Linked DNA regions of Homo sapiens: region 1 is linked to region 2. A link is an interaction called in ENCODE POLR2A ChIA-PET data of the cell type or tissue named here. Cell type or tissue: HCT116. All regions are shown on one strand. Each heading gives the region's core, and the rest is flanking DNA. Links, peaks and the distances in the headings are about the cores only. Region 1 overlaps CEP70 (centrosomal protein 70). Region 2 overlaps LINC01391 (long intergenic non-protein coding RNA 1391).

What was found. ChIA-PET counts read pairs that join two places held together with the same protein. Peaks named below come from ENCODE experiments on the same cell type or tissue, not always from the same donor. Only the 100,000 strongest peaks of a DNase experiment are listed, where the experiment ranks them.
Region 1: POLR2A ChIA-PET joins it to region 2 with 5 read pairs; 2 of 35 experiments call an interaction of 5 or more read pairs at or near these places.

Annotation. Positions count from the first base shown.
Region 1 is chr3:138,549,584-138,552,492 of GRCh38, forward strand. All of the region lies in intron 6 of CEP70 (centrosomal protein 70), which reads right to left. Among named protein-coding and RNA genes, the nearest start is that of CEP70, 43 kb to the right of the region's middle. In HCT116, for the core only: no CTCF peak of the experiment used is centred there; no DNase peak of the experiment used is centred there.
Region 2 is chr3:138,935,042-138,937,950 of GRCh38, forward strand. LINC01391 (long intergenic non-protein coding RNA 1391) reads right to left here. Exons shown (of 3, transcript NR_121649.1): 3 at 148-2,909. Among named protein-coding and RNA genes, the nearest start is that of LINC01391, 7.5 kb to the right of the region's middle. RefSeq lists an enhancer at 1,206-1,500. In HCT116, for the core only: a CTCF peak has its summit at 1,333 (motif pointing right); DNase peaks (open chromatin) are centred at 970 and 1,352; H3K4me3 peaks cover 1,417 bases; H3K27ac peaks cover 1,240 bases.

The sequences.
Region 1 (2,909 bases), core at 134-2,633, 390 kb before region 2:
GACACGCCTAACCCTGGCCCAACATGATGGTCCTTCTCTATCTGCTCTGGTAGCTGAAGACAAAGAGCATATTCTCTTCGGAGTTCTAGGGCCCTGCCTACTGCCTGATCCCCGTTATACTACCACAGCTGATGCACTCTTGAATGTGCCACCTCCTGGCAGGAGGTCAACCAGTGTAAAAATAGCGCATTAAACAACCAAAACTAAAAATCCTCACAGAGTCCATTTCACTCCCATGCCACTTCCACCAGAGCAGGTGCTGGTATCCACTGCTGAGAGACATGAAGACGGTTCACATCAAAGGACTCTGTGCAGATAATCCCCAGTACCAGCCTGGAGCCTGGTAGCCCTTCTGGGTGGTTAGATCCAGAAGAGAAATAACAATCATTACAGCTCAGCTCTCAGGAAGCCACATCCCTGGAAAAAGGGAGATAGTATTACATCAAAGGAACATCCCGTGGGACAAAAGAATCTGAACAGCAGCCTTGAGCCCCAGACCTTCCCACTGACATAGCCTACCCAAATGAGAAGGAACCAGAAAAACAATTCTGATATGACAAAACAAGGCTCTTTAACACTCCCCAAAAATTACACTAGCTCACCAGCAATGGATCCAAACCAAGAAGAAATCCCTGATTTACCTGAAAATAATTCAGAAGGGTGATTATTAAGCTAATCAAGGAGGCACCAGAGAAGGGTGAAGTCCAACTTTTAAAAAATTCAAAAAATGATACAAGAAATGAGGAGAGAAATCTTCAGTGAAAAGATTGCATACATTTTTTGTTGTTGTTGTTTTTGAGACGGAGTTTCGCTCTTGTCACCCAGGCTGGAGTGCAATGGAGTGATCTTGGCTCACTGCAACCTCCGCCTCCCAGGTTCAAGCTATTCTCCTGCCTCAGCCTCCTGAGTAGCTGGGATTACAGGCATGTGCCACCACGCTTGGCTAATTTTGTATTTTTAGCAGAGATGAGATTTCTTCATGTTGGCCAGGCTGGTCTCAAACTCCTGACCTCAGGTGATCTGCCCGCCTCAGCCTCCCAAAGTGCTGGGATTACAGGCATGAGCCACCATGCCTGGCCAATTGCATAAATTAAAAAACAATCACAACTTCAGGAAATAAAGGACAAAGAGAAAGGCAAAATGTTCTGGAAAGTCTCAGCAATAGAATTGAATAAGCAGAAGAAAGAACTTCAGAGCCTGAAGACAAGCTTTACGAATTAACCCAATCCAACAATGACAAAGAAAAAGAATAAAAGAAAATGAACAAAGTCTCCAAGAAGTTTGGGATTATGTTAAACGACCAAATCTAAGAATAGTTGTCATGCCTGAGGAGAAGAGAAATCTAAAAGTTTGGAAAACGTCTCTGGGGGAATAATTGAGGAAAACTTCCCCAGCCTTGCTAAAGACCTAGACATTCAAATACAAGAGGCTCAAAGAACACCTGAGAAATTCATCGCAAAAAGATTGCCTAGGCACATTGTCATCAGGTTATTTAAAGTCAAGACAAAGGAAAGAATCTTAAGAGCTGTGAGGCAAAAGCACCAGGTAACCTATAAAGGAAAACCTATAAGATTAACAGCAGATTTCTCAGCAGAAAACTATAAGCTAGAAGGGATTGGAGCCGTATATTTAGCCTCCTTAAACAAAACAATTATCAGCCAAGAATTTTGTATCCAGAGAAACTAAGCTTCACAAAGGAAAGATAGTCTTTTTCAGACAAACAAATGCTGAGAGAATTCACCACTAACAAGCCAGCAATACAAGAACTACTAAAAGAGCTCTAAATCTTTAAACAAATCCTGAAAACACATCAAAACAGAACCTTTTCAAAGCATAAATGTCACAGGACCTATAAAACAAAAATACAATTAAAAAAATCTGGCTGGGTGCAGTGGTTCATGCCTGTAATCCCAGCACTTTGGGAGAACGAGGCAGGTGGATCACCTGAGGTCAGGAGTTCAAGATCAGCCTGGCCAACATAGTGAAACCCCGTCTCTACTAAAAATACAAAAATTCACCAGGCATGTTGGCGTGTGTCTGTAGTTCCAGCTACTCAGGAGGCTGAGGCAGGAGAATCACTTGAACCCAGGAGGCAGAGGTTGCAGTGAGCCGATATCCCGCCACTGCACTCCAGCCTGGGTGACAAGAGTGAAACTCCATCTAAAAAAAAAAAAATAAAATAAAACAAAACCCAAAGTATACAGGCAAAAAATAGCATGATGAATGGAATAGTACCTCACATCTTGATACTGATGTTGAATGTAAATTGCCTAAATGCTCCACTTAAAAGATATAGAATTGCACAATGGATAAGAATTCACCAATCATCTGTTGCCTTCAAGACACTCAACTAACATATAAGGACTTACATAAATGTCAGGTAAAGGGGTGAAAAAAGACATTCCATGCAAATGGACAAAAGCGAGTAGGAGTAGCTATTCTTATACCAAACAAAACAAACTTTAAAGCAACAGCAGTTAAAAAACAGACAAACAGGGACATTATATAATGATAGAAAGCCTTGTCCAACAGGAAAATATCACAATCCTAAATATATATGTACCTAACCCTGGTGTTCCCAAATTTATGAAACAACTACTACTAGACCTAAGTAATGAGATAGACAGCAACACAATAATAGTGGGGGACTTCAATACTCCACTGACAGCACTAGACAGGTCATCAAGACAGAAAATCAACAAAGAAACAATGGATTTAAACTATACCCCGGAACAAATAAACTTAACAGATATTTACAACACATTCTACCCAACAACTGTAGAATATACATTCTATTCATCAGCATATGGAACTATCTCCAAGATAGACCATATGATAGGCCACAAAACAAGTCTCAAAAAATTTAAGAAAATTGAAATTATATCAATTACTCTCTCAGACCACAGTGG
Region 2 (2,909 bases), core at 109-2,608:
CCCGGGAGGATGAGGCAGGAGAATTGCTTGAACCTGGGAGGCAGAAGTTGCAGTGAGCTGAGCTGGTGCCACTGCACTCCAAGCTGGACGACAGAATGAGACTTCATCTCAAAACAAACAAGAAAAGAACAACAACAACAAAAAATTAAAAAGAAAGGCTCAACATTTATTGATCAACTACTGATTATATGATTATATATTAACTGATCCAGACGGATCCAGAGAGTGTGGCTTAAGGAGACTTTCCTGGGCCTAAAACAGATAATTGGTGCTGGTGTATAACAAAATTATGGTTCATCCAAAGGATGGATTATTAAGCAATAATTGAAAATCATTTTTCAAAGAATAAGATATGGAGAAAAACCCTATGGCGAAAGGTTTAAACAAGCAGGATACAAAACTGCAAATTTTATGTATATTTGTTAATTATGGAAATTAGGCTTATTTTAATTGAAATATATAAATAAAAGACTGGAAAGATGCCATCGAAATGTTAACCATGGTTACCTTGTGGGAGGAGGGATGGGATTATTGTCGCGTTGGTGTTTTTTGTGCATTTTAATGTTTTATTTTCCCAATTTTCTTCAGTTTCAATTATCTTTGTGAGGGGAAAAGTGAAAATGTTAAAGTCCTAATACATAGCACTGGAAATGCATAGATATGATGACTGAGTAATTTTTACCCCACCCTGTCTAGAATGGATGCAGCAGGCAGAAGTGTCTCTTCGCCTCACTGCCTAAAGTTTATTTCAAGGGCAAGAATGGGGGCCTCTGGAATCAGTTCTGTCTCGGCAGAACCTGAGCTAGGCCTGTGCCGTGCGGGTAGGGAGCAGCCCCTTCCGGTCGTCGAGGCGCTCTTAATTTGGTTGGAGAGACAAGTGCACTACAAGAAACAGAGGCAGCCAAGCGCCTGGGCCACCATCAAGTAAGGTTGAAAAGGGGAGGGCAGGTAGATCGGGACCCGTGGGCGCCAATCAATGCTATGGTGGCGGAGAGTAAAGGGGACGAACACAGCCTGGGGCCATCCCCGGAGTCCCCCAGCGTCCGCCTGTGGCCGTGCCTGGTTGGCCGCGGATCCCGGCGGGCGCCGCAAAGCGGCGGGATTGCCAGCGCAGAGCTCCGGCTCTCTGCCTTGTCCCTGGGTCCGAGCACCGGAGCCTCTGGTGTCTGCGGGGAGAAGTCTCGGATTGAGAAATACGGGAGGGTCTCGTCAGTGGCTGCAGGTGCGGCAGCCACTCTGGGGACCCAGTGAGAATGGGGTCGCCTGGCTCTGCGCGAACCCCTCACGTGGGTGCAGCTCCTGAGCCGCCGAGGGAGGCGGTGGTAATGTCGCCCAGTGCCAGCAGAGGGCAGCCTCGAGGCCGTGAGCCCGAACGGCGACCTCGCCAAACCGCGGGCTCCCTTCCAGCTCCCGGATTCTGCGGGGTAGAGGCGGCCTTGGAGCCCAGAGACCAGCGACCTCAGTCTGCAGGAGCCCGGCGCAGAGGCCCAAGGGCACCCCCGGGATGTGGTCAAGCTACAGCCCTTAGGCAGCCTCACTCTGCGACGGCAAGGGCTTAGAGGGTGGAGGGGGACCAGATGCCTTAGGAGGGGTTAGAAAGCCAACGCACACAGGGAATTTGTTTTCAAGCAACAGATTCCAAGCATGTGGAAACCTTTTAAATGATGCTGGTGAGAGCTATGATAGTTTTCGCATTCTTGGCGAGGGAAGTCGGAGGCTAGTAGCGGGATGGCTCCTGGGCGCGCGGGAGACAGAGGGACCAGCGATCCTTGCTGGGGGCAGAGGGACTGTGGACCAAGGATCCAGACACACTTAATTGGGGATTCCAGTCCCGACTGTGGCCACTCAACTGGCGTTGAACTTGAGCAACTCACTATACCGCTCTAGCCTCCGACTAATCACTTCTGTAAAATGGGCATTGTGGGCTCCGAGTCTCGTAAGGGCGCTAGGGATTCGAGACAGCAGGAATTTCCTCACTGCTCCAGCAACCCTGGGTTCCTGGGTTTGTAGGTGGGCTGAAAGGATCCTTTCATCGCACGTTTGCCTGGCGTGGCTGCTTTAGAGACCGAGGCCCGCCAGGCTTTGCAACCCAGTTGCGCGTGGTCAGCCATGGCCTTGGAACCGCCGGGATCGCCTCAGCGGCACTCCGGCCAGCTCCCGACTTCCCGCCCTGGGCACTAGGGTCACCCAGCTCCAGAAGATAGTGCTTATCAGCACAGGAATTGAGACCCCACACCCGGCGCAGTGGGTCTCCCAGGAAGCCTGGCGAAGAGCCAAGGCCCGCCGGACCTGAGGTCGCCTGGGGCGCTAAACAGACCCATCTATGAGCACATTCGGCCAACACACCCAAGTTCAACAGTGGGCGGGATCTTTGGCTGGCCTCGATCTCTCTCACAGTGTGTGCAAACGGGTACCCATTAGATTCTTTTTGCTTGTTTCCTCATCTGTAAACTTTGAAAGGAGAGTATTTCCCGGGGTGATTCTGAAAATCATGCCAGAACTGAAAAGGCCTGTGTAAATGCGAGGTGTAATGATGACTTATTAGAAGCAGCCAGCCCTGTACGTGCCTGTAGGATAGATGCTAGAACGTTCTACAAATGTGTGCACATACACATCACGTATGTGTGAAGGTGCACACCTGTCCCTAGACACTTGACAAATGCACACACGTATGCGTGTACCTCTGGCTGAGAGCAAAGGGGCTAATACAGGGCTCATACAGGACATCATCCTGCAGTCTTGTGCGTGCACAGTACACACGCGAGCACGACTGTCTGTGCCTGGAGACACCGTATGGCACCGGAGGAGCTGCTCAGCCGTCGGTGCCACCTGGGAAGTAGGGTTTCGGGTGCTGCTCTGGAGCGCGGGAAAGTCCGGATCCGGGTCTGCTGGTCAGCGCTTCGGCGCCG